Linked DNA regions of Mus musculus: region 1 is linked to region 2. The links are chromatin loops, found by intact Hi-C in ENCODE. Cell type or tissue: left cerebral cortex. All regions are shown on one strand. Links, peaks and the distances in the headings refer to the core of each region. The heading gives the core; the rest is flanking DNA.

What was found. Peaks named below come from ENCODE experiments on the same cell type or tissue, not always from the same donor. Only the 100,000 strongest peaks of a DNase experiment are listed, where the experiment ranks them.
Region 1: it touches region 2 in a loop (2.4-fold over the local background); 3 of 42 quality-filtered maps call a loop at or near these places.

Annotation. Positions count from the first base shown.
Region 1 is chr1:46,841,372-46,858,136 of GRCm38, reverse strand. Slc39a10 (solute carrier family 39 (zinc transporter), member 10) reads left to right here and starts at 4,519. Exons shown (of 10, transcript NM_172653.3): 1 at 4,519-4,666. In left cerebral cortex, for the core only: CTCF peaks have their summits at 4,329, 8,189 (motif pointing left) and 11,847 (motif pointing right); DNase peaks (open chromatin) are centred at 6,391, 6,950, 7,788, 8,185 and 4 more places; H3K4me3 peaks cover 3,749 bases; H3K27ac peaks cover 4,010 bases.
Region 2 is chr1:47,086,609-47,103,373 of GRCm38, reverse strand. No RefSeq gene overlaps it. Among named protein-coding and RNA genes, the nearest start is that of Gm39638, 160 kb to the left of the region's middle. In left cerebral cortex, for the core only: no CTCF peak of the experiment used is centred there; no DNase peak of the experiment used is centred there.

The DNA.
Region 1 (16,765 bases), core at 3,901-11,900, 250 kb after region 2:
GCTAAGGTGGCTAGCCAGGAAGCCCCATGGACCCCATCACTAGGGCTAGATACTTGTCAACACATTCTGAGCTTTTCATTGGGTTCCTAGGATCAAGCTCAGGCCTCCATGCGTGTGTGGCAAGCACCTTTTGGGCTAAGCTGTCTCCCCAGCTTCTGGCACAGTCTTGCTATTAGAGGCAGAAGTATGAGTACCATCTCAGGAGTCAGACACCTAGGGCTGGGATCCTGGTTCTGCCATCTTGGGATTTCAATGAAATGGACAGGCACCATGATATCCACTCTACAGGGTTATAGTAGGAATGAATTGTATTTAAAACATTGAAATGTTACCTGACACTTTTTAAACCACGCATATTCATGTGCTTAGGGTGGGAAGGCAGACTATGAAATATGACTGCTTGGAGAAATGATGTCCTTATCCTTATAATTAGAATGAAACTTGAGTATGAAATCATCAGATGCCATGGGTGAGATCATCCACAAACAAGCAAGCTAGCCAGGCACTGTGAGTCCTCCACTACTGGGCATTGCCAGATGGGTTCTCCATAATCATGGGAAATTACCTAAAACTTCTCCCAACCTGTGTGATGAAAAGAAGTGCTGATTTATGCATGTCCATAAAGAAAAAAAAAAGCAGCCTTAAATAAATAAAGCATGTTACTTCACTTAGAAGAAAAACTAATGCAAGAGAAATTCAGAAATTACTATGTCACTTTGAAAAAAAATTGCTTTGCTTACTTCATGTGTATGAATGTTTTGCCTGAATGCACATATGTGTACTGTGTGTGTGTGTGCTTGGTTCCTGTGGAGGTCAGAAAAGGGCATTGGCTCCCTGGAACTACAGCTCTGGATGTTTGTGACCGAAGGCATAGGTGCTAACAACTGAACAAGGTCTTCTAGAAGTTTAACAAATAACAAATGAACTTTAACTCATGTTAGTCATTTCAACACTTCATCTATCGCTTTCCCCAAAATGAACAATGTTGTTGAGTATTTTGACAAATGAAAGTAGGCAATATTTGCTAAGTATATCTTGGCTCAAGTGATAGACTTGCTTGTTTCTGTAGATGTTAGTTATGAAATGGTTCTCATTATTACCAGAAAGCTTTGGGCAAGATCTGAAACTTGTTTTCCTGTGATGACATTTTAAAAAATGAATCTTTAACAAGTGTTTGTTTCAACTAACTCAATAAACTTTTAAGATATTTAATGGTAACTCATGGTTAATTGTTCTCATGTTGGTAATTTCCCTTAAACTGAAGTGTAATAATCATAAATACATTTAAGATTTGCGATATTAATGATAATTTTTGCTGCTTTTGTTTCTGATTCCTTTGGACTAGGAGCTGAGTTATTGAAAGTCAAGTTAGCTTGTGCAGCTGGAAGTTTAAAAGATCTAAACTGGCCACCTGGTGGCAGCTGGGTCCTGTGTCTTCTGCAGGGGGTCACCAGACCTGTTTTTCTTCATTTTAATACTCTTGAGTGGGAAATGCCGCCTGAGAGCAAGAAAGAGAAGTGGGCTATTTGTTTATCTTTGTCCTGCACCCTTCCACCCTTCCAGCCTTAGAATCTAAGCACATTTGCTGCTTTGTTGGAACGTCTTTTTCACAAAACGCCTGAAAAACTATATATACTCCATGAGCAGCATAAATAAATAATAGAATAATAAGGCCCAGCACTGAAGAGCTAGCAGGGGTGAGTGAGTATGCAGAATAGGGTGGGGTAGGGAAGCTTCCTGATGCCACAGGGGTAAATGTCTTGGCTTTAGTTTACTCTTCTGAGTGAACCTCCTCTTTCTCATGAATTGGATCATCTTACTCTGAAGGGCATGTTGACGTGAATCTGAGGTAGCTCTACATCTTCTCTGCTTTGGCACCTGCCTCAGCAACCCTCAGAGGAAAGCCCTTCTCCTAGCAGTGCCTAGACCAGGGTGCAGCTATTTTAATGGAAGAGTCAGCTTCACAAAGGATGCTGAACTAAGTTTTTCACTCCCAGGTATGGAATACCACCGAGTCTCTAGAAATGATAACTGTTCAACTTAAAGCCTACATTCAGACCCTTGCTTACAGGAGCCTGACACCTTCCTTTCCCAGGTTTTAAATACCTGTTCTGGTGCTCAGTCCCTTGTATTTCACTCCATTTAATCTTCCTTCTTCTCTTAATGACTTTTCTAGGATGATCCAAATCTATTTGGTCATGTGAGAATCCGTGTTTAGATTCAAGTGTATTAAGGAGATTTTTTTTTTTTAGAAATCATTTATTATTACTAATCTTGATTCATGAAAAGAACAACTGGGTTTGAAAGGTCTGATTTCTTAGAATCTCTCCTGCCCTTTGTAGATTTCATTACCACCATAACTGTGTTGTGGATGGTGAGCACTTTCTCAAAATTAGAAGGGAAGCTGGGCCTCTGTCCTGGGCTTCCTTTAGTGACAGTTAAAGTTCAAGGTGGGGTGTGATTTGTATGCCCATTGTTATATTTGGCTCTTTCCTAATCCTTGGAAGAACTAAAAGATTCATTGGATTCACTATATTGCCTCATAGAAGTAAAACGGTTACCTTTAAATTTCAGATACAGATACATGAAATAATACCGTGACTGAAGCTTTTAGCACTTTAGTTGCCACAATCTGAAATTCTCGAAAATCTTGAAAGGACTGTGAGAGATTGAGGAGTATGGAGGAATCCCATTAACAGCTGTAGCTACTAACTGCTCTCCATGGTCATACTTCAGTGTTTAACCAAGTATTTAGATGTACCTGTGCAAACCAGGTGAACATTGGTTTTGTAAACAAATAGCCCCAAATCACTGCTCGAAACTTGACTCAAGGGCTCTAACTTATTTGAAAAATGTTTATAAATATATATATATATATATATATATATATATATATATATATATATATATATATTGACAATGTGTTTAATCAAATAATTAGAAGCCTTAAAATACCATGGCAAATTGGATATTTTAATGCTTTGTACCCAAAGGATCTACTGGTAAACTCTATACAACTTAAGTCATTACTTTTTGTGTAATCCCCAGCTTAATTCATGGGTCTGAGGACTGTGGTCACTCTGCTATCTTCTTCCACTAATGTTGAGGCCTGAGGACTTATCAGAATGTCTTCCTTTGACAGCAGAGAAAGAGGAGTAGAAGAAGCTCACTGTGGTTTTAGCCACTCATTAAGCACTCGAAAGATGTTCCGTGTACAGGTAGAAAACAAAAGGCAAAACAGCTTCTTTCATGGAGTTCAAGTCAGCGAGACAGGCCACGTAGCCATACCGAATAGGTTTGGCTTTCTATGCCCCTCCTCGGTTCTCTCAGGCAAGTTACTTATTTCCTATGACTTTATTTCCTGGGTAGTCATTCTTCAGTCTGTTAGGAATATTAAATTAATACACACGCAAAGCATGCTGGAGGTACCTGATACATAAAGCTGGCAATTACTACTGCTCAGAGTTATATGCACTCTGTTCATCCATAAAGCAAGGCCAGAATTCACTTTCACTAGTAAATACGCTCAGCTTGAATACAGAAACACAGGCATCTGGGCAGAATACAAATAAGCCTAGACATGAATTAAGAGTCAGGAAGCAGAGTAATGAATAATGAAGCAAAGAGTTTGCCGAGCCTCCTTTTAAGAAAATTGTGGGTTGTTAGTTGCTTAAGAGGGGAGGAGGCCATTGAGAATGGCGGTGTGAGCAAAGGGATCCAAGAACAGGCAGGATATAAGCATGAATGCACCGGTGTTGCTGGGCGGATGGGGGGGGGGGGGCTTGCCTTTGGGTGTAAAACTGTTCCAGTAAGAGAAGGTGGTGGGAAGTCCTTGGATGGGTACCCAAAGCTACCAGAACTACGTGACATTTTTAAACTCAACTCCTTTCTGTTTGGGAAGTCCCACTGTAAGTGCTCTTTAAATGGGGGTGCGGTGGGGGGAGTTATGCAAAACACTTTGCACATAGCACTAAAGTTTAGTTTTGCCCAGAGACTGGCACGGTCGCTGGGACAGAGGGGGCGGAGTTAATTTAATATAGATGTCTAACCCGTGTACAGATCAGCAATCCTAATTGATCACTCCGAAACTTCGGCCTAGGACGCTCGTTCTCCAGGCTTCTACGTCTCATCCGCTAGCCCAAGGCCTCAGCAACCGACGTGCGAGGCCAGGCGAGGCGACCAAGGCCGTTCCACGCATGCGTTAAAAGCCGCCCCAACTCCCCCCAATCCCCGAGGAGTCCTTTCTCAGAACAAAACTAGCGCGGAGCTACAGAGCTCCGCAATTTGCGTAGATCTAATTTCTTCCAGTTGCCGCCAGTCGGTGTAGCTCCCGCCGGTGCCGCCGCTCTCCTACGCCAGGCGCGTCCGCGAAGTGAATGGCTGAACGCTGCCGGTGCGCCGCCGGCGTAGCGCCGATCAGGCCGAGGTGCGGCTGCGCAGGGCGCCCGAGCGGGCCGGGTGCGCCGCCGGCGTAGCGCTGAGGCGGCCAGGGTGCGGCTGCGCAGGGAGCCGGAGCAGGCTGAGTGCGCCGTCGGCGTAGAGCGCCGGCTCTCGCGCTAGGCTCCGCGACGCAGATAGCGCAGGCGGCTTTGGAGAATACACGACTGGGTGCAGCCGGGGTTTGGTACCGAGCGGAGAGGAGATGCACACGGCACTCGAGTGTGAGGTAACTATAAAACCCCGATTTGTTTACATTCCCTCCCCCAGAACCGGCCCCGTGCGCGGCGGAGCCTGGGAGTCCCGGGACGGCTGGGGAGGCTGGGCGGCCGGGTTGGGGCTGGCACCGGGGCCTCTGGGTTGGGACGCGTGTGTTCGCAGCTGCTGCAGGCGGTGGCGGCGAGCAGGAGAGCGGCGCGTGAGGCTGGGGCCAGCCGAGTGTGCCGCGTCGGCGGTGGGGGACCCGCGCCCCACGGCCTGCTGCGGGGCCGCGGAGCGGGCAGCGCCGGTTGAGGGCTGCGCGGGCTTCCCGCGGCCGCCGTACGGGGGACCCGGGACCCGAGGCAGGTCCCAGGGGCTCGTCTGCGGGGGGTAACGGACGGCGGCCGCTCAGCTCCGGGCCAACCGAAAAGGCTCGGTGGGGCGCGCGGGAACTGCGTGTGGCGCAGCCCACGGGTCCCGGAGCCGGGTTGTGGGGCGACCGTGGTGCGGCCGCGGGCTTTGTTCCCGGCCACCGGGGTGTAGGGTGGCGTGGGCGCGGTTGGGAGCGGAGGGAAGTGGCCGGCCCACCGCGGGGTCCGCATCCGCTCCACGCTTCGCTCCTCCCTTGGGGGGGGGGGGGTCTTCGGAACTCTCCAGCCTGGCGAGGCGTCGGGTGGCGTGACGTGGAAGGGCTTCCTGCGGCTTCTGAGAAGACGCGTTCACGTGGGAGCCTGTCCACATGGGCCGAGTTTAAGGAGCTGGGCACGTGGAAGAAATCTCACCGCAGGACGCCCCGCCACCGATTTGGAAGGGTCCTTCACCCCAGTGTCTGCTCCAAGTGACACAAAGCATGAGTTAAAAGACAGTACAACCCACCGTCTCCTAGAAACTTATTTATGTCTCCGTTAAGTGCGGTAACTAGCGGGTGACAGGTTTCTTGTATGTTTTCTTTTTGGATGTGTATCTAATGGTAATTAAGAAAAAGTAATACAAGAGCTGGAGGCTTAGAATTGTTAACAGTGCTATTGGGAAGCCTAAACAAAGCAGAACTTCTGTGTACAGAGTAATGTTAGGATTCCCGTAATCTACAAGTATTTGAGTACCTTGTGAGTCATTTCTCCTGGACCTTGGGAGTCCATCCCACACACCCCTCTTCCTATGTGCATTGGACATTACAGTAGGATGAAAGACACATCAGTGATAAAGTGATAAATGCTGTGAAGGAAATAAAATGTGCTGGTGGGCATTTTTAGCATTTGGTGTTTTCTAGAATAAGGGTCTTGGATTGTGACTATAGATTATTAAGGGTACATAAAGTTACATTGAAAGAGTTAATGGGAAACTATTTGGCTTTGATGGAGTAAGCCATACTTGAATAAAGCATTAAATATCAACGGTACTGGCCTGCCTAATAATGACTAACTTCAAACTAGCAAGAACTAAAAATTATACTTAAAGGATTTAAGTGTTTTGTATTACTGTAATTTTGGCCTGTATTCAGGAAGTTACATCCTCACCGAAAAGTAACTGAATTTCAGTGGTTTTAATCTCTCCCCAAATTGACAAAACTGAATTCTATCAACTAAGCGTGGTTAGGAACCCATGCGCAAGAATGAATGGTTTTGGTGCTACTTTAAAAGAGGTGGCAAAGACGATTTCTCAGGTGATACCTGAAGGCACAGATCTATAAACCCAGCTACTTTGGGAGCAGGGGTGGGAGGAGACTGAGGAAGGAAGCTGGCAAGTTAGAGTCCTGGAGCTTGTCTTAAAAGTTAAGTAAAAGAGCTGAGTGGTAGGAAACTTGCCCAGGGTTTGCACAAATCTACACTTAATTGTTAGTACTGCAAATAATGTATGCCTGTATGGATATGTATCATGAGCTATGCAGGTGAATACCCTTTATCTGAAATGTTCAGGACCAGAAGTGTTTTCAGCTTTTGTTTGTGAATTAGGAGATATTTGGATATATTAAATAATGGAGTGTTTCTTGGGCTAGGGCCCAATTCTGAACATAAATTGAACTTTTACTTTGTATAAGCCAGGGTACTTACACTGAAGGACATTTTACAACCTTTTTTCTAAAGTTAGAGTTTGCCTGAGACCTGTCCAGACAAAGTTGGAGCATGTTAGTTCCCAGAACATTGTAAATTCCGTAGCATTTCAGATTTCATTACAAGGTGCTACCTGGATTAGGTCTTCCTTTTACAGCCTCTAGTCCCCTGAGATAGCTTGTAAACTACCACCCTCATCCCACTTTTTTGTCCAGACTTTTGTTTTTTCTTGATGCTTTCCCTATGTAGCTCTTGTGTGTCTGGAACTCAGGATCCACTTTCCTCAGTCCTTGGAGTCACCTTTGGCTCTGCCAGATTTTCAACCCTGGTTTGAATTACTTTGAGGAGGCCTAATGTTTAGCATGCAAGCATTGCTCTAGGAAACCTAAGCGATATATGGAGAAGATAGGGGTGTGTGTGTGTGTGTGTGTGTGTGTGTGTGTGTGTGTGTGTGTGTGTGTGTGTATTTTTTCCTCCCCAAGGGAAATTGTTCAATAGCTGAGCTGAACATTTGTTCTTAATTAAAGAAATTTATATTACATTCCTCTTGGCTCTGCAGAACCCTGGGTATTGAGCAGTATTGGGATGAATTTAGGGATTTGGAGTGAGGTTAAAGATTCAAAAACTGGATATACTATTAACTAATTTGGTTACCTTTGCAGGTTGCTTTAGCCTGGAAGTATTATAAAACCTATTCAGGAGTTTAATACGGCCTTTAATGATGATGAACCAGATAGTTGTTCTAACCCTTTCTACATTCAAACGTTTCTGTAATGATTGAATTTACTCTTTTGTTTTGCCTGATAATTGATTACCCTAGGATGATACTTAATGCTTCTACTCCTTGGGCCTTTGAGAGAATACATCTTTTAAATCTGTAGCTCATATGTAATAGCTGATAACTGTACATTTGCCTTTTTACCACTTTTATTCTGTACTTACCTGTGTATGTTTTGGTTTCTTTACAAAGCCAGATTTCTGAAGCCTATACCCCACAGCTTTTTGTCACAAAGCATCCCTGTGCTATGACACATTCAGTGACTGGGTGTAGGTAGGTAGCTTGTCTGTTGGTTTCAAACTCAGCATTGACTTAAAATCATGTGGATAAAAATACTAGTCATGAGTGTAGTGCCTGCCTCAGGAGTGGAAGTGCTGAGTTTTGTATCAAAAGGACTTAGTCACTAATACTTTAAACCAACATTAGATAAAGGAGACAACTGAAATTGCACGAGAAATGGAGGCAATCAAAGAACCTTCTTATCACAGTGATTTAATTTTAAGCCATCTTTCATCGTGTAACTCATACTAAAAATTATACACAAGGCTGGGGTGTATCTTAGCAGATGAGCTGTCTCCATAGTGCAGCCACTAACTTCCATAGTGACTTGCTGGGTTTCTCTAGCCCTACAGCAAAATGAGTGAATACAGTGTCATATCCTCTTTCTCTGTCTTTGTGTCTTGTCTGTGAGTTGATTTCCTGATACAATCCTCAACAGTTTGCTGCCCCCTAGTGTTTGATTTACTTTGAAGTTTCTTGGCACCTGCCCTTAGACTGCATTCCCTTGGATGCACCTATGGCTTTCCAGCTGCTCACTGCTGCCAATAAGAATGTGTAGCTATTTTTTTTTAAACTGATTGTGATTACATTTAGCCCTGAGTTTTCTAAGTGGGGGGAAAAAAAAACTGGATAGACAGAGAATCAAGGTACCTTCCAAAAGAATATGTGGGCTATTTTTGTTTTTAATTGCAAAAGCAATTTGTTAAAATTAGAGAGGTAAATGTTTGAAGTTAGCTTTGTATGTGAACAGTTTTCTTTATTTAATCTGGGCTTCTTGTCTTGAAAAGGGTTGTAAACTTTCTGGCTTATTTTGAACCATGTAACTGTGTTGTGCTGATAATAAAGTTTGAAAACGTCAAAATCACATGGTGACTTTGTTTTAAAAATTAATTTTTGAAAAAAAGAAAGTCTCTAGGTTATTACCATTAGATTTCTTCATCTTTTATGGTTTCAGATATTGCCAATTATCAGTTTCCAAAACATTTGTTTTTATAAAATCTGTGGTTGGGCCACAGTCATGCTTAGATTTTTCTGAAATAAGAAAATATTTTAATTCTCGGTTAAAACTTACTGAAACATTTAGAAGTGTGTTCAATAGGTATAAAGCAATATAAAACTGAAATGAGAAATTTTAAATAACACAGTTACTGAAATCATTACCAGCTCACTGTAGGCCATCTGTAGTACTTAGAAATGTTATTGTTGTATTCTATTCTGTCACATAACAGTATAGAATAGAATGTTATTTTCATAATTATTTTTAACGTATTCAGGATTGTAGGCTATCCAGGTTCAGGGACTGGATACCAAATGAACTTTTATTGTTAAAAATGTTCTAATGGGATACTAATAGCTACAGGTTTATTCAAATTATAGATAGCGTCTTGTTCCAGTCAGGGTTTTCTTTTTTTCTCTCCCTCCTCCTCTTCCTCCTTCTCCTCTTTCTCCTCTTCCTTTTCCTCCTCCTCCTTCTCTTTCTCCTCTTCTTCCTCTTCTTTTTGGTGGTGGTGGTTTTTCTATTTTTTTTTATTTTTTTTCGTGGTTAATAGTAGAAGATTTTATAATTACCCACTATATAAGTTCACTTTTTAATTCTTTTAGAAGATACTTTGCTATTGAAAGAAAGGGAAATATCAGCTAATAGTTTTTGAATTAACATTTCAACAGCAATAATTTTGTCCTTACTTTATATTCAACTTTTAGAGCCAGTTCATTACAAAAAAGCTTTTAGGGATGAGACATAATTCAGAATGTTGTAGGGAGCATCCTTATTGACCGGAGTTATACCAGAATTCCTGCGAACTGTAGCAGAGGCCAGTCTTTATTCCTCTCATTCATCTGAGACTTTTCAGTGATCAGTTTAGGATTCAAGTTGATTTTCGTTCAATATAGGAGTTAGAAAATCTCAGTTGCAGTGAGGTAATAAAGATCTGTATCCTACTGTGCTGTTTGATGTCTTAAGACATTTCAGGTGAGACGTTTAACAAACCGAGAGTATTTGTGAATTCACTGTCACGTATTTTATGATCTTTGACTTTTAAAATAGTCGTTTCTCCTGAATTAGTTTCTAGTTTATTTTCTGAGGTGTGTTTTATGTGGGCTAAATTGGTGCAGTAATGAGACGAATCTTTGGTGAGCTGTCTTTGGATGTGCCTTGCTCATTCACGTCTCATCCATGGCTGCAAATGAGAAGGTGTGTCACTGAGTAGGATGTGGGGACAGCAGGTACCCACTCTGCAGCTTTATCTGGCTAGTGTAAGTCTTCCAACCCCGGACCCATTCTTAATAGTTCATTGTATTCTACTTGTTGCTCTTAAGTATTTCCTGGTAGAATACTTGATTAGTAATGCATTCGTTCAGACGATAACTCACAGCTAATTGAGAAGCTTTGAGGACTCCCCTTTTGCATCTTCTACAGGAGAAATAGCACCTTTATTATGTCTGGAGGTGGAAGGTGAGCTGGCATGCCCTGGAGGGCTGGAATGGGACCCACCTACCACTGCCATAGGTTTCTACATTCCCCATGTCTCCTAGTCTCGCTTCTGTAATGCAGAAGTTGAATGTGTCTTCCTTGTAACTTCTTTAGAGCAGAAAATACATTATCTTTGTTTTTATGCTTTCTTTTTGCCTCTGTTTCCATTCTTCCTGTTTCCTGTTTTGCCTTTCCTCTCTTCATTAAGCACCTCATAGTTATATACTTATAAGCTGGTGAGCACATACTTGGATCTATTAGCTCTCAATACTCCCTACTGAAGATTCTCTTACATGTGAAGACATACTGTGCACTATATACTGTTAGACACAAGCTCTTTATCAAGGAAGCTGTGAGAGATCAGGTAGATGCCATTAGTGATTTCTTCCTATGTTATACAATGAGATCAGTAAAACAACATAATACAATTGTATTTCACAATGTAAATGTAAAGCCTCGTTTAATTTTAACAGTATATATAAAGTATGTAGCATCATTAATTGTATGTGATATGTGAGTGGGGGTATACACACACAAATATATATACACATACACACATATATACACATATATACTGTTAAGTACATACACATAAATAGTATATACTATAGTTTATATAGTACATATGTATGCATATATAATGCATATAATATACATTATGTAAGATATATTTTATACTCACACATGTGAGTATTCTTTTCCTATAAACTTTGATATTTTTTTAATGCTTGGAATATTTTTGTTTTTAATATTTTTTTAAATTAGAATATTCTCAAGTGAGTATTTGAATGTACTTGAGCAGTGTAATACAAACATCTCAGTAAGTTTCTATACAGTTATAGTAGTCGTTTGGAGCAGAAGTTATAGAGTTTCATATTGGATTTTGTACTTTTATTGTCAGATACAGTTTTACACACTTACCTAACACACTTCATAAAGTTCATAACAATTGAAACAAGTAAAACAATTAGCTTTATATCCCTTTTCATAACATGTTCATTACCTGCATTTTGTCCTCTTTGGAACAGAATTTGATTGTCTTTTTGCTTGCTTTTTGTGATGAGATCCAATCTAGAGCTTTGGCATACTATGAAAGTGCTCTACCACTGAGCTACATCCCCAGACTCCTAGATTCTTGCTCCAGATAGGGTCTCACTGTGTAGTCTAGGCTGACCTGGAATTTTGTAGATATTCCAGGCTGACTTTCAACTCGTAATCCTTTTATTTTGGCATCCTGAGTGCTGGGATTTACAGATCTGAAAGTTTTTTTTCCCTAAAACAGAAATGGATATAAGAGGTCCTAGTATTTTAGAGGTACTGCTGTTTTTAACTATGCTTATAAGATTATATATTAATTATGGTGAGGGGGAAAGCTTCTTATATTTAAGAATCATGCAAGGAATTCCAAAATCTTCATACGCATGGTTGCTTACATATGGTATTATCAATAATGATAATTAAATAATGACATTGAAAATCACCATGACAACTGAAAATGTGACATAGTTATAGAAAAACTGATCCATGTTGATACAACTATTGGCAAGGCAGGAATAATTATAAAAATATGAGGCAGGCTCTTTGATTCCAAAGGTAGCAGTACTGTTAATGAGAATGACATAATTGTACTCTAGATGGCAATACAACAAAGCTGAATCTGGAATTTCTCTGTTAAATATATTGAGTGCAAGAGTAAGCAGTGATAAAATTTTGTAAACATTTCTCATCTTGGAGGTAATTACAGGCAAGTATCTAGAACTAATGGTGTAAATTAGAATTAAGGTGTATGTTGTGGTTAAAACTGCACAAAAGCTTGTGAAGTTCTTGACCGGTGTGATTTTCTTCTACACATGCTAGGCTAAATATTCATTAGCTAAATATTTTTAAACTTCATTGACTTTGAGGATTTTCTTTAAAAAATCAAGTTGTCTAAAGAAGTGCTTTTAGGGTAAAAGGTGTGTCCTGTATTCTTTTTTAACATTCTTGTGTTCAGAAGTCAGCAGGCCTTGCCTGTGTAATGCAGGGTGTCTTAGGGTACCCCCACTCTTCCCACCTTCGCATTTTCTAAGTCACTTGTAGTCTTGGTTTAGAACTTTACTTAGTGTTATGTTCTTAAGATTTCAATGTTACTACAGTTGATCCATCGTAGGAAACAATTATTTTTTCCTGCAGCACTTTCTTTTCTGACCTTATATTTCCTTAGATAGCATCCTTGTCACTTCTTTTCTCCTAGATATTAAAATCCAAATCTGCTCTGTGCTTCGGATTGTAGTTACCAGAGGGAAATGAATTTAAGTCTTTGTGCAGGGATTTGTACAGTTTTCTTATAGGTTAGAAATGATTAAGGCTGGTAAGTTAGATTGCAGTTTTGTACGAGATTGCTAAATGCTTGAACTGAGTCAATTCACTTGTTCAACAATTAGAAGGCCCTAGTGGCTCAAAGTGATAATTAGCCCCAAAGTTTCCTGGTGGAGAAGTAGCCTCTGTGTTGCCAGCAGCGTCAGAACGTCTGCCAGTGTTTGAAAAGCATTACCCTGGGACATGTGGTCATTGCTCTGACTCCCACGCTCAAAAGGATCATTTTAACTGGCAGTTCTTGTGAATGGCAAGATGGTGTAACATCAAGGAAATATAACTGATACCATGGTGAAAAGGGAAAATACAGAGGGGGGCGGTAAAGATGGGTACATGGTGAAACCGTCCACCCTGGTAGTTCCAAGAATGAAGGAAGGCATCTCATCTCAGCCATTTTGTAAGGAAGGCTGTGTGCACAGGGAACAAAAAGGAGTCAAAGCCTTTACTGAAGAGTAACAAAAGCCATACATTTCAAAAGCTTTAAGGCATTTCAATAATTACTGACTGGAAGGCATCTCAGCTAGGGAGCTTTTGCTCATTTCAGGTATTCCTTGTATCCATAAGTAGAAAAGACTAGCAAAAATTAATGTTATCTTCCGACGGCATGTTTAAGGATGCCTGTAATAAAAGATGAAAGTGCAGAAATAAAAGTAATGTACAGATATTTAATAAATGTACATTAGTGAATACAGGAATACAGTATTGGGGTAATATGCTGTTTATTGTAGTTTTGTTGGATATGTTGTTTAATGGGGTATCTTAAATCAAGACATAGATGTTTATAGTCTGTTTTTTAAGTTATAGGGAAGTCAAACACTGAATTATACTCATGTTCAGTGAACACATCTACCATTGTCATGTGAATGAGCCTCGTGGAAAGATTAAGTGATTGCTTTATTATGTTTAATTTAGTTATTGAAAGTTTTATTGGCATCCTAAACTGTGGACATGGCTTTGGGAGGTTAGATGGCTGGTCACATGGGTTACAGACACAAACCACTGTACTGCTGGAGTGTTCTGTTTCTTTCTGAGAGCTCCATACTGCAGTGCTGTGTCCTTAAGTAACTTTGTAATGCTTGGATGAGTCCCTCCTACTCCTGCTGACATTGAACGATCCTGATACCTCTTGGCTGTGCTAGTTGGTCCTACTCATGCCCTTGTAACATTTTAATAACAGTCTTTTGAGCTATGACTAAGGGTCTTCTCTCACTAGTTTTGTACTTTATATAGTTTTAAGTCAAACATTAGCCGTATCACATCTAATTATGGTAATGTCTTACATTGGTAGACCTAATTGTTTCCCAGAGCAGTTTTGTATGCATTATGTTAGTTCTCTTGGTAGATGAGCATAGATGTTATTGACTTCATTTTGCTGAGGATAGTCAGTAGCAGTGATATGGTAAATAAGTGAGTATTTTTGATTTCTGGTCTGCAATGCTTTCTATAAGATGATGCATCTAGTGAGTCCATGAGGAATGAGGATGAACACCAAGTAATACTTGCACATAAGGAACATGTAAATGATGCAACATAGGAAGATAAAAACGAAAGCCTTTACCACTTAAAACTGTAGTATGAATTTTTATTTTGTTTTGTTCTGGGTTAACTATAAAACAAGCAAAGGTCAGTAGCCCCATGTTATAAGTGATAAGAATTAAAAGATGTTACTGTTTACTGAAGGACTCATAACTAATAAGGCAGCTAGTCATGAACAAATCTTTAAAAAATTTTAATTATATATTTACTTTTCTATGTGCCTGTACATGGAGATGTGTGTGTCTATATGTATGTGTGTGTGTGTGTGTGTGTGTGTGTGTGTGTATAGGTAATTGGTGCATAGTACATGTGTAGAAGGCACAGGACAGCTTTGCAGAGCCAGCTCTCTTGCAGGTTCTGAGAGTGAAACTGGGTAACCAGGCGTTTGCAGAAGCCTTTTCTCCTGTCTTGCTGGCCCTTCTAACCGACCTGACTCTGGCTGATCCTCCCACAAGCTGATTCACTCCCACACCGCACCTTTTCTGCTCCTACTGTTTGATCAAAAGAAAGAACCTACTTGTGTTTTCCTGAACAAGTGCTGTGATGAAATCTTTTAAGATGGACATTTAAAACATTTTAAACTGTGGGTTCATTTTCTGAAGGGATTTTCACGTGTGTACTAACAGTGTTATATACTTATAAAATCCCAGTTGAGCAGTTTAATGGTTTCTCTTTGAATTTCTACCTCTTTGCCTTTCAAAATAACAATGAAGAACATTTAAAAGGTTAGCATAATGAACTTATAATACTTTATTGTTAGTATTTATTGCATGCATGTCTATGAGAGAACTGGGCTGAGGTATTAACTGTATTCTTCAAAAATACACTCTAAAATGCTTTTTGTAACCCTCTTTAATTTTTAAAAATGAAATAATTAGGTGATATGTGGAGTTTATATCCAGTTGATTGCCCTTTCTAGAAGCCTAGTGCTGGAAATAGGATTCATTAGTATTTACTAGTACTTTTTTCCTATATCAGTCACAATTAGTATCTAATTGAATGACTTTGGTTTATATTGTTTATATTGGCTAAGTGCTATTAGATGATTTCTTATCCCTTTAAAATAGTTTTTGTTTTGTATTAGATATAGTAATAGTATTAGATGAGTCACTTTCCTAGTGTCCCATCTACATTCTGGTTATGGTGTGTGAAATACAATTATATGGTAGAAAGAGGCCCTGACTGTCCCGTGAGGTCAGTGCTGCAGTCTTGAAATCTCATCTTAATTGGAGGGTATACCCTCAAGGTTAACGATTCTCCAGAGTGTTTCATCTTTAATTTTGTACATTTACATGTATTTGTGTAGAATAAAATATCTATCAGATATGTGTAAAATATCTATCAGAAAGTTTGTAATAATAGCAGTTAGTGTATAAGGTGCTGTGCACTATTTGCCTGAAAAATTGAAGTGTGTAACTTGACATTATATAGTTTAAAAGCAAAACGTCAATAGAATCACTAATTGAACAATTTTGTAAGCCTTTATGGAAGAATATCCTATTAAATGTCTCAAACTTTCTCTTTCTGTAAATTGACATGAATCATCTTTATTGTATATGTATTTTGATTCATGTTTGCATTGTAAACTGGGTAAGTCAGGCCAGTTAACATTGTTCTCTACAGTGAGAAAGAACACCTGAAATCACAAAGCACTTAAGTGTGTCTTGCACAGGGTCTGCCTAATCTACCTGTGTCCTGTCAGCTGTAGTGCAAGCGTTGACCTGAGCACCTGGCTGTATTTCATGTAAGGATCTGGGTAGATTTTCTTTTATCAACAACATGTCCTGTTAAGCAAGACAGATAATATCTTTTCCTTCTCTGACTAAAAGTGTTTTGGGTTATTTTCTTTTTTTTTTCTTTTTTGCATATAAAATGTGATGACAGTCAAGTGTTTTTTTATAGCTTTAACATTTATTCATATCAGTCTTTTGGTTTTGAACATGGCCTGAGATTATGTAAGAACACTGGGGAAAGCTGACTGGAAGGTGTTGTGGGAATAGAGGAGCTGTCTTTAGAACTGTTGAATTTTAAACTATTTCAAGATAAATTAAAAAAAAATTCACCTGTGTAAACTGTTTCTAATTTTTTGTTTTGTTTCATTTTTTGGTCTTTTGTTTTTTTGTGTTTTGTGTTCCTTTGATCCAGAGTTGAAGTTTATATTCTTTGGACAGTCTTAAAATAAGCATTGGTTGAATGACAACACCCTTGTAGGGAAGTGGCTAAGTGTAAAAGTCAGCCGTTCTCATGAAGTGACAACTGCTCACGTGGCCAGCACCCAGGTAAAGAGATGAGTGAACAGTGACGCAGGGTTAGGATATAGCCAGAGTGTGAGCACAGCTGTGCTGGGAGGATACAGGACATTAAGGAACTTCGTGTTTTTCTTTTCATCCAAAGAAATTGTTTTGGGATACTGTAATTGCTTAATGATGACATTGCCTCATTATAAATGAACCTTCTTAATTAGAAATTATACAAGGATGGAATATTTAAGCTTTGGACTGTGATGTTATATGCCATATCAACAGCGAAGTGTGAACACAAGTTTATGATGACAACTGCTAGGTAATTTATTGTCCAGAGCTCATCGTTCCATTTCTGGTGAGTGAAGTAGGATTATATATGCCTGCAGAGCTAGCAGAAGTCTTGCCAGCTAAA
Region 2 (16,765 bases), core at 4,124-12,123:
AAGCAAAAATAGCATTTCCACTTTGAAATTTCCTTCCCAGATATGTTTGGGGATGACCAAAGCAAAGGAAGGGGGTGGGGGGAATGGGTCAGAGCCATATGGCTTCTTAACTTGGTATTTACAGTTGCTTCTGAGAATAACTGTCTCCCATCATTATAAGGTGTAAAGGGTAGCATTCGTGCATAACAATAGACAGGTTGAAGTCGCATTCTCACCAAGGCAAAGATCTCATTACTCTCTGCTTGGTTCAAAATATCCATGCTCATAGATCAGAAAGTAATTCGAAAGAACAAATTCAGTCCCTGTATGTTCAATGCTAAAATAGTTAAGATTACAGAAAACAAACAAGCAAACAAACAAACAAAAAAACTTACATGTTGATTCTATTCAAATAATTAGAGTCTTTCTGTTATATTTGGGTCATAGCTATTTTTTTTCTTAATACAATCTTTAACTGCCCTTGTCATGCTAATTTAATTTAAGCTAAATGTCTGAAAACAACAGAGAAAAAGTAGCAGTGAGAATACTTTGGCCTTTTTACTGCATCTTGTTTTTCAGTTAACCAAAGGTCACATCACAGTATGAGTGAGATGAGGAAATATGTCCATAGGAACCCCTTTGCTCGGGACAGAGGCAGGCACCTCCTTAGCACAGAAAATACATACGGTTCACAGAAGAAGCAGAATCCTACTGTTTTCTGCTTGAAAAAAAGACTGCTTTTCAAATTCTCTGATTATGGCTTTGGTTTTGACATCAGTAAACCCAGATGGAGCCTCTTCACCACAGCATATAAGATAAATATTGTAAATTTTTGGCATTTAGCAGATAATTGCTAGATTTTTCTATTCATGTCAAATACATTATTTTCACAATAGGGGGAAAACACGTGCCATGTGCTTAAAAGTGCATGCTGTGAACCTTAATTACTAAGTTATATTTGGAGCATATCTTGCCAATTATATCTTGGCATTTTGGTTTAATTTAAATGTTCTCTATTATATATCTTTTTTAATTTGCCTTTTAATACCATGAGAAAAACACTGATTGCTATGTACAAGAAAGCAGAGCTGGCTGAAAAAGAGGAAGGCCGAGAGTCAGACATGGTTTCTCAAGCCTGTAACCTGAGCATGCAGGTGGCTAATTTAAGAAGACTGTATATTCAAGGCCAGTGTGATCTACATAGTGAATTCAAGTCCAGCCTGGAATACATAAAGAACCCTTGTCCTTAAAGTAAGGCAGACCAAGATTTTTATTTTTGGTCTTTGATTTTTTTGTTTTTTGTTTTCTGTGTTTTTTGTTTTTTGTTTTATTAGACATCAATATTTTACGCACTGTGCTGAAGACTGACACAGCCCCATGGTAGGTCATAGAGATGTAGCAGCATGGTAGGTCACAAAGATGCAGCAGTGTGGTACATTAAAGCCTGAAGTCAGCTGGAATTTTTTTTATTGAATCTGTTAGACAAGAAAACTTCTGGAAATAAGTTCTGAGAATTATTCTAAAACTTCCCACCACATGACTCTGTTATCATCTAGCAACCCAAGCTTGGCTGTCAATTCCACATTTAAAAAAGCTCTTTCGGCTGGGCAGTGGTGGCACGTGCCTTTAATCTCAGCACTTGGGAGGTAGAGGCAGGTGGATTTCTGAGTTTGAGGCCAGCCTGATCTACAGAGTAAGTTCCAAAACAGGCAGGGCTACACAGAGAAACCCTGTCTCAAAAAAAAAAAAAAAACAAAAAAAAAAAAACAAAAAAACAAAAAAACAAAAAAAAAAAAACAAAAACAAAAACAAAAGTCTCTTTCGGTAGACCTTGGGTACAAACTTCACAGCCAGTCCCACAACACCCAAAGGAAGCTCCACTCCCAGGCACTCTAACATGCCCAGGATCACAGGATCACAAGATCCTAGGAGCTTGGTCACACCAGGATCTCAGGGTCCCAGTGGCAGCTTGACTCCCAGGATCTCTGACACATCCAGGATCTCAGGATTACAGGATCACAGAGATAGCTGAACTCTGAGGAGTTCTGACACAACCAGGATCGCAGGAAGGACAGGCCTCAGTCAGATATAGCAAGAAAAGGTAGCACTAGATAAAATCAGATGGCGGGAGGAACGTGTAAAATCATAAGCAACAAAAACCAAGGTTACATGGCATCATCAGAACCCAATACTTCTACCATACCAAGTCCAGGATATACCATCACACCGGAAAAGCAAGGTTCGCATCTAAAATCCCTTCTCATGATGGGGATAGAAAACTTTAAGAAGGACATAAATAACTCCCTTAAAGAAATATAGGAGAACACTGGTAAACAGCTAGAAGCTCTTAAAAAGGAAAGAAAAAAAAAATCCCTTAAAGAAGTACAGTAAGAAAAAAAACAAACAAGTGAAGGAATTGAACAAAACCATCCAGAATCTAAAAATGGAAAGAGAAACAATAGAGAAATCACAAAGGGAGGCAACCCTGGAGATAGAAAACCTAGGAAAGAGATCAGGAGTCACAAATACAAGCATCATCAACAGAATACAAGAGATAGAAGAGAGAAGAGAGAGAGAGTGCAGAAGTTACCATAGAAAACATTGACACAACAGTTAAAGAAAATGCAAAATGCAAAAAGCCCCTAACCCAAAACATCCAGAAAATGCAGGACACAATGAAAAGACCAAACCTATGAATAATAGCTATAGAAGAGAGTGAAGATTCCCAACTTAAAGGGTTAGTAAGTTATCTTCAACAAATTATAGAGGAAAACTTCCCTAACCTAAAGAAAGAGATGCCAATGAACATACAAGAAGCTTACAGAACTTCAAATAAACTGGACCAGAAAAGAAAGTCCTCCCATCACATAATAATCAAGACACCAAATGCACTAAACAAAGAAAGAATATTTAAAGCAGCAAGGGGAAAAGGTCAAGTAATATATAAAGGCAGACTTATCAGAATTACACCAGACTTCTCACCAGAGACTATGAAAGCTATAGGGGCTGGTGAGATGGCTCAGTGGGTAAGAGCACCCGATTGCTCTTCCGAAGGTTCAGAGTTCAAATCCCAGCAACCACATGGTGGCTCACAACCATCCGTAACAAGATCTGACTCCCTCTTCTGGTGTGTCTGAAGACAGCTATAATAATAAATAAATCTTTAAAAAAAAAAAAAAGAAAGCTAAAAGATCCTGGGCAGATATCATACAGACCCTAAGAGAACACAAATGCCAACTCCAACTACTACACCCAGCAAAACTCTCAATTACCATAGGCGGAGAAACTAAGATATTCCATGACAAAACCAAATCTATACAATATCTTTCCACAAATCCAGCCCTACAAAGGATAATAGATGGAAAACACCAATACAAGGAGGGAAACTATACCCTAGAAAAAGCAAGAAAGTAATCTTCTTTCAACAAACACAAAAGAAGATAGCTACACAAACATAATTCCACCTCCAAGAACAAAAATAGCAAGAAATAACAATAACTTTTCCTTAATATCTCTTAACATCAATGTACTCAATTCCCCCCAAAAAAGACATAGACTAACAGACTGGATACATAAAAACACAATAATAGTGGAAAACTTCAACACCCCACTCTCATCAATGGACAGACCATGAAAACATAAATTAAACAGAGACATAGTGAAACTAACAGAAGTTATGAACCAAATGGATCTAACAGATATTTCTAGAACATTTTATTCTAAAGCAAAAGAATATACCTTCTTCTCAGCACCTTCTCCAAAACTGACTATATACATGGCTACAAAACAGGCCTCAACAGATATAAGAAGATTGAAATAATCCCATGCATCCTATCAGGTCACCACAGACTAAGACTGGTCTTAAAAACCAAAAAAAAAAAAAAAAAAAAAAAAAAAATACAGTGGAAAGCACAACATACACATGGGAGCTAAACAATGCTCTACTCAATGATAACTTGGTCAAGAAAGAAAATAAAGTCAGAAATTAAAAGCATTTTAGAATTTAATAAAAATGAAGACACATGATACCAAAAATTATGAAAGTAGCAGTAAGAAGAAAACACATAGCTCTAAGTGCCTCCAAAAAGAAACTGAAGAGAGCTCACACTAGCAGCTTGAGAGCTCACCTGAAAGGTCTAGAACAGAAAGAAGAAAATACACCCAAGAGGAGTAGACAGCAGAAAATAATCAAACTCAGGGCTGAAATCAACCAAATGGAAACCAAAAAGAACTATACAAAGAATCAACCAAACCAGGAGCTGGTTCTTTGAGAAAATCAACAAGATAGATAAACCCTTAGCCAGACTAAGCAGAGGGCACCTAGACAGTATCCAAATTAATAAAATCAGATATCAAAGGGGAGACATAACAATGAAATATATCTTAAAATAATTATTTTTGTTGATATTAACAGGTGAAAATATTAAAATCATGTTCTACCAAAAAAAAAAGTCTCTTTCCCATAGGTTATATGTATGTAAAATTCATCTCATCTGTTAAAATGCATTGACTGATTTAGGTGCATAGAGATAGGACATTAAAGGCCTGAATTATTTTTTTCTGTATGCTATTAACCTTAAATTTATAACTCTCGCCTTTTTCTCTAGCCTCTGTGATTCAATAATATGGGAACTATCTCTATAAAGTTTAATGCATTTCATTCCTGCTTGTGAGCACAAGGTCTAACTCATCAAGACTGCCCTGATTGGCCATCCTGCAAAGATCCTTTTCAATCCTTTATCTCATACCCACATACAGTTAGAAGCTACGGTGTGATGAATGTGGAGAAACCTGAGCTGGCACAGTGCTTGCTGGGCTCCAGAACTGGAAAGGAGACATCAGGAACACCATTGCTTTGAGCTCCATCTAAGTATCTCATTGCAATTGTGTTTTGTTTTTAAAACAACAGTCATGCAAATAACTCCTTAAAGACAAAATTAGATGCTGTGAAGGGTATTGATGAAGTTAGCTGAGTTTCATCTTTAAGAAACTAATGGTTTAATACAGGAGATTTGATATGTAAATAGGCATAAAGGAAAGAGATGAAGGACTGGGTCATTTAGTGAAGAGGGAAGCAACTTCAGAGAAGACTGCAGTTTTAGGAATTAACCTAGGAAAAATAAGAAGTCAAGGGTATTCAAAGTCTTTAACACCGCTACTAGTAGGAGGGATGGGAAGACCAAAATCTGTATCAGGCTTGGGAAGCTACAGTTACAGCTGGAACAGATCTGGGCAGGCAAGAGACATGTCTCAGGCCTGCCAGTTATCAGGCAGTCCATCGGCCCGCTCTATTATTGCAGTACTCTATGAATACTACAAGCTACTACTGAAGGACTCCTCATTGAACAAATCTCTGAGATTTCTTTTCTCCTTTTTGTATTCTACTTATACACACTAACACATACAAGAGCTTTGCTTTTAAAATATATTTTTATTTCACACTTAAAATAAAAATCCAATGTACCAGCCACCAATAAGTCACATGACACATGACAAAGGATCAGAGGGGAAGCAGTTTTCAGAGGGGACAAACCCACACCACCTTCAGGAGGTCTTCAGGTCTTTAGGAGTTCCCACGACATTTGCTGTGAAAGGATTAATGGCTGCCCCCAATCCTGGGTGGATGCCAACTAGAATAATTACTTGTGAAAATATTAACTTAGGTAAATTGGAAACCGCCCATATATTAGACAATCCAAGAGCTTTCACTTTTTCTGTATTTTTTGTTTGTTTTTTGTTTTTCTGTTTCTGGGCAGCCTCATTACAGCTAGCAGTTGTATTTTTTTAATTCACTTTCATTACACTGGGCAAATAGAAAAGGTTTAGAAAACTGAATTAAATCCAAGATGTGGCTGCTGGAAATATGTAGGTGATGGGGGTGAGCTGCATTCCTGGGCCTTCTGAAGCAGTCATTAGCAAGCACATTGTGGCTACTGCAGGTAAAAGTTATCTCATTAATTTTAATTGGGGAAAATCATCTTTACTTCCTTTTCCTAAAAGCCCACACTTCGTCCCATGGCTTAATTAATGCACCTCACCAAAAAAGCAGCTCATCTCTTCTTGATCTCCTAATAAGCGTCTCATGACAGTTATCCAAGACTTCCCTACTTCTTTCATGCCTGGAGTCCTTCAGGATCTCGTTCTCAAAAGATGAGCTCACTCCTACTTAGGGCAGCTGAAAGCCAGTTAGCACAAACTCTCTCAGCCTGTTTTGGCTTCCATGCCGGCACATACCGAAACTGAAATATTCTCTCAAGTTCTTTGCTTCCAAAGCTCACTTGTCTCCTTGACCCTTGCTTCTCCAAGCCCACAGAGAAGAGCTGAAACCTCAGCATCCCTTAACTAGAGCTTGCTCCGGATGTAGAAGCTTAGGACCCATGCTCCCCTGCCTATTAAAAACTGTGTGAAAGATCCCAAGGTGAGCAAGACAAGATGGCTGAGCGGTCTAAGGCTCTGCATTCAGAAAGTTAGAAAGTTCCCACAGTGAGTTACACACACACACACACACACACACACACACACACACACACACACACACAAAGTTTGTTTAAGTCCTAGTCAATTCTTCACAGCTCACGATTATTTTGTCTTCGCTATTTATTTTTATTGTAACATATAAATCTCTTTCTCCAAGCTTGCTTCATAGAAGCTCCTCATTTTTTTTTTCTTTCCTTGTCTCCTCAACTCTTCCCATTTAAGTTACATTTTGCAACATCCTTTGTGTGTTTTTCGATCCTCTTGCTTTTCAGTTTTGGTTTTTGGTTTGTTTTTTTGTTTTTGTTTTTGTTTTGTGGCGGGAGTGGGGGGTGAGGGGCGGCTTTCAACATTCTTACTTCCACTTGTGCCCTTGAACGTGGCCACTGATCTCCATCTCCCACCTCAGTCACATACACCTTAATTATCCTGTCAGTACACAATCTGGCAGAGGTCTGTGTTCTCCTGTCAGCCTTCCAAGACTTGAAACTTTGCTCAAGGACCCAGTACATGCTTTTGACTTATTTTCTTTCCTGTTCTCAATTATGGTTCGAAGATTCAGAGTTGTCAGAGACCTAATTATAAATATATAATCTTTTCATCACAAGAGATTCCCTTTAGGTTAGAATTGAGATCCCATAACTGCAGCATTCAGGGGTAAATGAAAGTGAAAAGCAGAGATTATCTACCTATGAGGAAAGGAACTTAAGGAATGCCCTGGGAACTGAACTTTTCACAGGTCCCTATTAGAGTTCCTTATATGTCATCTTCTACTTATGAAGAGGAAGTAGAATTGGGTGTCTTATTGTGGCTGAGGATTTTGCTGTTCTGGGTATTGTTTTGCTGGCATGTCTCTTTCCTGAGTTTTCCATTTCATGCCAACTTGGAAATGACCTTCAGAATACATATACATATATTTAAAGCCACCAGTTACAAAATGGAAAAAAAATGACCCAGAGTTCTCTCTATCTTCCCAGGAACAGCAATAGTGAACACATTGGAGTTCCCTTTCTATATCTTCATTTGGAAAGATGTATATTGAAGATAAACACAAAGTCTTTGTTACTACCTTCTTTTGTTACATACCTACATATGTGCTAGTATGTGTACACATGCATGAGAAGACTTTCAGTGTACGTGTTGAGAATCTTCCTCATCACTCTCCATCTTACATCTTATGGCAGGAAAGAGTAGAGGACAGGAGAGAGAAGAAAAGACAATGGGGAAAGTGTCAGAAATGCGAGTTGTCCCTTCCACTGTGGGCAGGGCTTTTCAGTGGAGGCAAGTTCAGAGCTGTCTAGGGCAGCAATCTGGCAAAGAGAAGGGCAGCATCCCAAAGGAGACAGATTACACTGTACACCCAGGTAATGAAGCCTGGTTCCCTAAATCTGCATGACACTCACTCATAGAGATACCTCTAAGAGCTACTTCACTGCAAAGACCATCCGTGGCTTTAGACCTTAGGAGTGGCCATGTGAGAAAGTTCCAGGAAATTAAAGACAGGACGTTTGCATCCCTTCATCTCTCATACTCCACCCCAGCCTGTCTCATTGTCTAACTGTCATTATCCATTCTAGTTCCAATGAAGGGAAGAGACAAGTATTTATAAGCCTGGAATTTGGGTAATTTCACAGAAATAAAGTCTTATCTTCCTTGAGTTTGGAAAGAGACTCTCATATTTTTAAATGATTACATTTAACAATTTTTAACACACACACAAAAATAGACTTGGCCTCCCTAAGAATGAAAACGTACATTTGTATATTACTTGGTATATACATATCTGTGCTACATACTATGCTGTATTATCCATATATATATATATATATATATATATATATATATATATATATAATTTATTTATGTGTATCCTATAAGTCTTCTAGTACTTTAATAGTCTTCTTCTTAAACATTTTATTCACCTCCAGCCAATTTGGGTAGTATGTGTAGTAGGAATACAATTTAGAAATTATTTCTCAAATGGTTGACCAGCTTAATTATCATCTTTGCCACATACACAACTCTCAAAGGGAATAAATTTGTCACCTGAGAAAGGGAAAGCAGAAGCAGTTGCTTGTTTTCTTTCTTTCCTGTCAGATTCCCTTCCCAATTTCCTCATCTCTGCCCTCTTTCAGCTACAACTGAAGCCAGTGATCTCTCTGAGAGCAGACACTTCTTATGCTGTAGCACTGATACGTTTGAAGGGCTGCATCAGAGAAGAAGAGCTTGCCCGGTCAGGCAGAGCCAGGACTCCTGGTGAGAAAACCCAGTGCAAATTAAACTTGTCAAACAGTGACATGTCTCGTCCTGTGAGGAATTAATTCCTTCTTTTGCTTCTCTGTCTATGAAAATAATCTCAGCTGGAAGACTACTTGTCAAGAAGGCTATGTGAGAGATCCTTTCACAGAAAGAAAGATGGAAAAAGGAATCTCTTGCTGCCAGTATGGGACTGCCCAGAACAGAACCAGGGTACTCAAGATGCAACCAATAAAGAAAAGAGAGTTTGTGATGACTGTTAAGCCAGCCCTTGTTTAAGCACACCACCTTTCTTCTTAAAAAGTATGTAAGACAATAGATAGTGATTTGGGGTGGTGTAGAGTTTTTATCAGCAGGAAACTATAAGGTTTTAATAAAATTGCCAACAACTATGTTTATTTAAAGGGCTTATAATAGGACTGAATTTTCTGGATATCTAACATACTCATTTTAGAATTATAATCATTCACTATTGGCATTGCCCACTTTTGCAAAACAATAGTGTAGCAAATGTTATTACATATTTTCTGTTTTGGTTCAAATGTCTAAATAATTATAGTAAGTCAATAAAAGTATATCAGCCAGAATTTGACATTAACATAGCCCATTAAAATATTTTCTTTCTGCTGTTTATTTGAGATATCATTTGTTTATTTTACTTTTTCCATACAAAGACTCATTATAGGCCAAGCTGGCTTTGAAATTTCAATTTTCCTACGACAGCCTCCCATGTGCTGAAATTACAGGCATGTGCCACCATGCTTGACACTAAAGTGATTTCTTTCTTTTATTATAGAGGGCTTGGTTAGACTAAGTGTCCGTTGTACATTTCTGAAACAAAAGGAGTTTAGCAGTGTCCATCAGCTCAACCCTGACTACCATGAAATGATAGCCTGGGAACTACGGTCTCCAGTAATCTGAGCTCTGAACTAAGCTCTGGCTAGGAGTGGGGAAGCAGGGTTATTAACATATTGCAGCTAAGGTCACAGAAGGGAATCAAGATCCTTGCGCTTTGACTTGATTATTACTAAATGTTTCCCTTCAGGAACATTACATTCCTTTTCAATTTCAGAAAGAAAATTACTTTTTCAATGCTTATAACAAGATGCTACCTAGGTTCATCCCAAACTGGACCTTTGCCAAATGCCTTGAGATATTCTTGACAGATAATTTCCTCTCCCTCTCCTCCCTGCATGCACCACGCTCTAATTATCTAGTGGGTGGAAAATATAATTTTATGCTAAATGACTTTCTGCTGATGCTATTTGGATTCCCTATAAAAATCTAGTCACTAATTCACAATGGACCTGTATAAAGGTTTTAAATGTACGGTGACTACAGAGTTCACAGTATTTGTTTTTAAAATATCATTAATGACATCTATGTTTAATGTACAGAATGAAATATGTCGGAGAGCTTAGCAAGTGAAAGAAGGCAAAAGAGTCAAGTTTATTCAATTAACAAGTATTTATGGATCAACTCTGAGAGAGGTTTGCAACCTCCCCAAAAGAAACAGTATGCTCATTTCTATAATGTAAAATACATGCAATAAATTCTCTATACTACACAATGGGCTTTAGAACATCCAGTATTTTAATATTTACATAAATGAAATTATTTGGGGAGGTAAAATTTAGGACTTTTTAAAATATGTTCTTTGTACTGTTGTTTATTTGGTACAATCTAAGTCTTTCAGTCTTTTCACAGCATGTCACAGATCCATTTTCTCCTGTGGTTAGAACAAGATCCTGAGAACTGTCCCTGGATTGTTTAAAGTAACAAATCTTGCAACTTTTCCTGTTCAGGTGTATTTCATGCTATATATAACCCATGTTAGTCACAAAACACTACATTTGAAAGGTTCCCTTAGGTAGTCAGGGAATGGAGAAAGCTACTACCACTAAAGGGACAGACAAGGGCAAATACAACAGGCTGTATGTTTAGGAAATCTCTTGGACAACCCTGACAAACAACTCCAAAAGGTTTTCTTATGCCTAATGTTGGAGTTCTGTATTTCGTTTATTTATTTGTTTTAAACTTTCTCTTTACCCTTTCTTGCTCTTTCAAATTTCTCTTTTTTTCAGTACTTATTTTTGTATGTATGTGTGTACACATATATATAAGTAAATGTAACATCCTATGCCTATATAATGTTACTGGTATGTATATTTTCAGGGTTGACCATTTATTTGTATTGGATAGCCAGTTGGTACGCTCTTCCTTGGGAAAGGCTATTTCTCCCACTTGCAGCATTCCTTTATTACCTCTAGTTCTTTGGGTAGGCTTATGGCTTTGTAGGCTTTTCCTCCTGCACTTTGGCATGTCTATTATTTGTCTTGATCAGCTCATGTTTAAAACATCATGCTGGTGAGTCTTCATGAGTGTAGTTCATTATATTACTAGGAGACAGTCTCACAACTAACTTCGTGATCCTCTGCATCTTACTGTATTCCACACACAGTTCTGTACGGTTCCCTGAGCCATAGATGCTGAAGTTGTTTTATAGTTGTATCCATTGGAACTAGGCATGAAAACTCTGCATTTTGATTGGGTTTTCTGTAGCAGCCTCTGTCTAATACCAAGATGAGAGTCCTTGACAAGGAGTAAAGACCACACTTATCTGTGGGTATAAGAACAAATGTTTAGAGAGTAATTAGAGATTACACTGGTTTAATAAAGTGGAAGTTGTAGGCTATCCTTCAAAATCTGTAAATTTATTATCCCTGTGCAGCTGGCAAGGTTTCCAGTACTAGACATAATTTCCCTCTTGGAGTGGTCTTAAGTCCAATTGGAGAGCATTGGTTACCACCAAGGCATGTGTACCAATACTGCACCCTTAGGGTTGTCGTGCCATACTAGTCATTTGTCAGACTCTTGATCACTTCTGTCTCTTGGAAGCCTGCCTGGTGCTTTGTGGTACCATGAAAGCTAGTCCTCAGGTCAGTATCATTCATGTTGTTACCAGCTTACAGGCCTCAGCCCCTATGTCAAAAGTTCATGGTGTCTTTAGCAATGGAAATTTACCTTCAATGTCCAGAAGACAATCAAAGGCAATAGGTTGTATGTTCTGGAAGTCTCTTTAACAACTCAAAGGAGGGTTTCTCATACCTACAGATGGATTATTAGGTAGTGTCTAAGTCTTGGAGGGAACATTGTCAGCAAAGATGATAAAAGTTCATTAAAATTATATATGTATATTTATATACAGAACTATGTGTATTATAGTTTTTAAAGATAAATAGTTAATAATATAATTCCTTGTAACTTTTTTAGACATATTATTTTACCCACAGTCTTAGTTATGGGTTCTATTGCTGTGAAGAGATACAATTACTACGGCAACTCTTATAAAGGAAAACATTTAAATGAGGCTGGCTTATAGTTTCAGAGGTTTAGTTCATTATCATCACAGCAGAAAGCACAGCAGCGTTCAGACAGATATGCTGCTGGAAATGAACCTGAGAGTTCTACATCTGGATCCACAGGCGGCAGGAAGTGAACTGGCTTCAGCTTCTGTAGACCTCAAAGCCCACCCCCCATGTGGGTTGTCCAGCCCAAGGCTCAGGCCACTGGGCAAGGTGGGATGCATGGTTTTGACTGCACACACTCCACACCACCACTGCCAGGGTGTCAGCCTGTAAGAAACAGCAGGACTGCACTCCAGGAGTGGGGAGGTGCAGTCTGAGGTCCCTGGGGACCTGCTGGAGTACAGCTTGTGGGTCCCCAGGCTGCACATGGGGCCTGGAATAGCAGGTTCTCACTCTTGGGCACCGCAGACACTGCTGGATGCCATGGATGAGCTGAGATCAGAGTGTGGGGTTCCCGTGGGAAGGAGAGTGTCTCTGGCTTGCTCAGGCAGGTGGCTGGGTGGTAACTGTGGCTGAGAATGCTGAGAGGTCTCCTGTGTGAGATAAGGCACAGCTCTTTAGAGAAAGACCTGCTGAATTGTTCCCCACAGTGGGTCCTGATGAGAAGAGATAGTCCATGGTTTTAAGGTGTTTATTTTCATGGCAGAGAGTTGTGATGAGTGAAACCATGCCTCACTTTCTCAGGGCAGGCCTGAGATTAAATACCTTTTGCAGGGAGGAGTGTCTGGGAAGAAGGGCTAAGAGGGAAGTAGAGGCAGAGAAAGGCAGAGACGGGGGAGAATAGAGAAGTAGAGAAGGTTGGCCATGACCACATGGAGAGAGGGGATAAGGGAATATGAGAGAGAGAAGGAGCAAGAGGACAAGAGAGAGAGGCAAGAAAAAGTAAAAAGAGGGAGGAGGGGGCAAGCAGCCCCTTTTATACTGGGCCAGGACTACCTGGATGTTGTCAGGTAACTGTGGGAGGAACATACCCGGCTATTGCTGTGGAGGTGGAGTCCAGACAGAACACCAGGGGTTTGGAGCGTTACCCTACATGACTGATGGCCACAGAATTATGGAGAGCTGAGGCCTCGTGTCAGGAGCCTGGATTTTAGAAACATGGCAGGCAAACACCTTCTGTACCTTGCAGAAATACCTGCTGGGTCTCCAGGGTTTAAACCTAGCTCAACCAGAAAACAAGCTGCCTTTCATGGTCCCACACCCCTAATAACATGCTTCCTCCAACAAAGTCATAGCTATTGCAACAAGGTCAAACCTCCTAATAGTGCCACTCCCTGTGTACCAAGTACTCTAGCACATGAGTCTATGGATGCCACTCCTATTCAAACTACCACATCCTTCGTCCTCCTCACTCCTTCTGTATTTACCCCCTTCCCTTAGGAGCCCCCCTTTTTCATTTCCCTGATCAGATCACAAGTACTCTGCTATTCACACCTCTATTGCACTCCCCCCATCCTCCACAGAAATAGTCCCCCTTTTACTTTGCTGCTTTCTGCAGTTACTCCAGGTTATGTACTCACATCTGAAGATTTGGAGCTAGGAGCCTTAGATGAGGGAGACCCTGCAATGTTTGTCTTTCTGGGTCTGGGTTTCTTCACTCAATATGATCTTTTCTAGATCCACGGTTAGTTGGATATTTGAGACAGGGTCTCACTATGGAAACTCAGTTGGCCTTAAACTCAAAATCTTCCTCCTTTGCTTCCTGAAATGCTGGGATTACAAGCAAGTATTTCAACACCAAATTCAGCCTGTTTCTTTAAAGCACTGAGCACCTTAGCTTTTTCCTGGCCAAAATCCAGTTTGTACACCACTCTTGAGAAGCTTCGTTTCTACTCTGTAACTTACCTGTTGCTTTGTGAGTAATCAAGAGACACTTGACACTTGAAACAATAACCAAGCATTGACTAGGAAGGCTTCCTAAATGTCTCCACTGGGATGAATTCATGTCCCCCTCTTTCTACTAACCAGAACAAGGCTTTCTCAATGGGTATACCCCACACCCAGGGCAGCTGGAGTGTGAGAATGAAATCTGTGTGGGGCCAGGGGTGGGGGGACTCAATGCCTTGATGCCAAAGTCACACAATGTCACTTTTGCTGTTTTATACTGACTAAAGCAGATCACAACCAGCTCAGAGAGAGACATATAAAACCTTTCTCCCTGGGTGAGTAGTAGTATTACTTCTCCCACTTAAGGTGGAGAACTGCTTGGCCGTAATTGACTGTCAATCATCTCTTGAATGTAGAAAACTAAATGTGGATCTAATCCAATTAAACCAGAATTAAACTGAAGTCTCAAGAAACTGCAAACTATAAAGCATCCTTGCAACCCAGTTAAAAATTTGGGGGAAGATCATATTTCTATGTGCCTGTCTGTTGTTCCTTTGTTTTCTTTTCTTTTACTGCTTTCTTTCTTTAAGTTGTTGTTGATGATGTTGTTTTGTTTGTTGTTTAAACTTCTTTTTAAAAGATTTATTTTTATTTTGGTGTGAAACTATTTTGCTTGCATGTATGAGTGTATAAGATGTAAGTGCAAGGTCAAGAGAGTACATTGAGCAACAAACACTCTTGAAAGCTGAGCCATCTCTCCAACCCCTTGAGTAACTTTTAATATGGTTATTTATATACATTTCTTGATGAAAGGTCTTAAAATTTTGCCCACTTAGTTAGTTTTTGTTTATGTCAGTTGCAGTGGCTCAACATTATTAGTCAACAGGAAAGTGCAACTTAAAGAAATGTATATCAAACTGTACTAAATAAATATATAGTTATTGTTTTTAACTTAAAATTTTGTGTACTGATGTCATGTAGCACTCTAGGCTAACTATGATTGACAAGTAACAGAATGCTGCGCAATAACTAGTAGGACTTTGAATGTTTCAATGTCGGGGGGATGGTTTTGTGTACTGTATATTCAGATACTAACTTCTGTGCCCAGATATCTGGTTAAAGTCTAGATGCCAGAATTGTCATGATTATTGAACAATCTCCTACATCTATCTTGTGTAAAGAATGTTATTCAACTATCTCTGATTAGTTTTAAAAAAAAAACTGATCAAAATATGACTGGACAGAGAATGTAGGACTTCTGATCCCAAAGGAGGACTCAAGAAGGGGAGGTGGGAAGTAGGTGGCCATAAGGCAGAGGGTCCAGGAGGGGCCATGTTGAGCAGATCACCAAGAAATTCTCCATGAGTACACACAAGAAGCAGAATAAAATGTAGGAGTTAGAGAAAGTAACCAAGGAGCTAAAGGGATCTGCAACCCTATAGGTGGAACAACAGTATGAACTACCCAGTACCCCGCAGAGCTTGTGTCTCTAGCTGCATATGTATCAGAAGATGGCCTAGTTGGTCATCAGTGGAAAGTGAGGCCCATTGGTCATGCAAACTTTATCTGCCTCAGTACAGGGGAACACCAGGGCCAAAAAGTGGGAGTGGGTGGGTGGGAGAGTGGGTGGGGGAGCGGGTGGGGGACTTTTGGGATAGCATTGGAAATGTAAATGAAATAAATAAATACCTAATTAAAAAAACAAAATACAAAAATTAAAATAAAATAAAAGTTAAAAAAAAAAAAAAGAAGAAGAAGCAGAATAAGCCAGGGAAAGACTCAAAGTGCAAGTAATATGGGTCTTGTGGCTGGTAAGTAGATAGATTAGAGGGTTAGAAGAGATAAATATTTGCCCAGTCATAGTGCTTAAACATTATTAATAAACTTAATAGGTCTTTATATCAATTGTGTAGGAGCTAGAATGGGAACACATATGGTTATCATCTTCAAATTGATACACATATATACCAAATATATACACATAAAGAAATGGTAACTGATTGGTCCACCTCAACATCTACCTCATCAATGAACTGCTGGACTGAATGAAGGAACTGGTTCTACAGATCCAAAGCTATAGGATCTCTGTGATACAGGGCAACAACGGGATACCCAAGAAAAGTTCCAGGGAGGTTCCAGTATAGCTAGAGTAGCAGAAGCCTCACACCAGACCAACAAGTGATTGCAGTGAGCATTTGCAGGCAAAGTGTGAACAAAAGGGTATACTGTGAAGCAAACTGTGACACACTATAGCTTCCAAAATGAGATTTCTTTTCTCTGTTGTGGCCTATGTTATAAGAGTGGAGGGCAGGTAGGAGGGGAGGGAAAAGGGAAATGAATATCATTGAGATGCATGATGTGAAATTTACAAAGAACCAAAAGAAGTTTTAGAGAAAAAAGAGAAAGAAATGACAACTGTCAAAGGTGACAGATATTGCAGCTGCCATAATATGACTACTATCCATTGTGTACAGGCATGTACTGACTGTCAGTAAATACATACAACTACTAAGTGCCAATTAAAATTAAAAATATATTGTAAATAATTGATTTTAATTTATATGCAGTTCATATGCCTGCTGTCTGTATGTGGAATATTTGCATGCAAAAGGGGCTTTGGATTTCCTGAAATTAAGAGTTAAAGGCAGGGCACTGAGGCAGCACCCTTTGTGGGCCGGGGACAGCCAGCCACCGTCCGGACCGGAGGACAGGTGCCCACCCGGCTGGGGAGGCGGCCTAAGCCACAGCAGCAGCGGTCGCCATCTTGGTCCCGGGACTCCAAGGAACTTAGGAATTTAGTCTGCTTAGGTGAGAGTCTGTACCACCTGGGAACTGCCAAAGCAACACACTGTCTGAGAAAG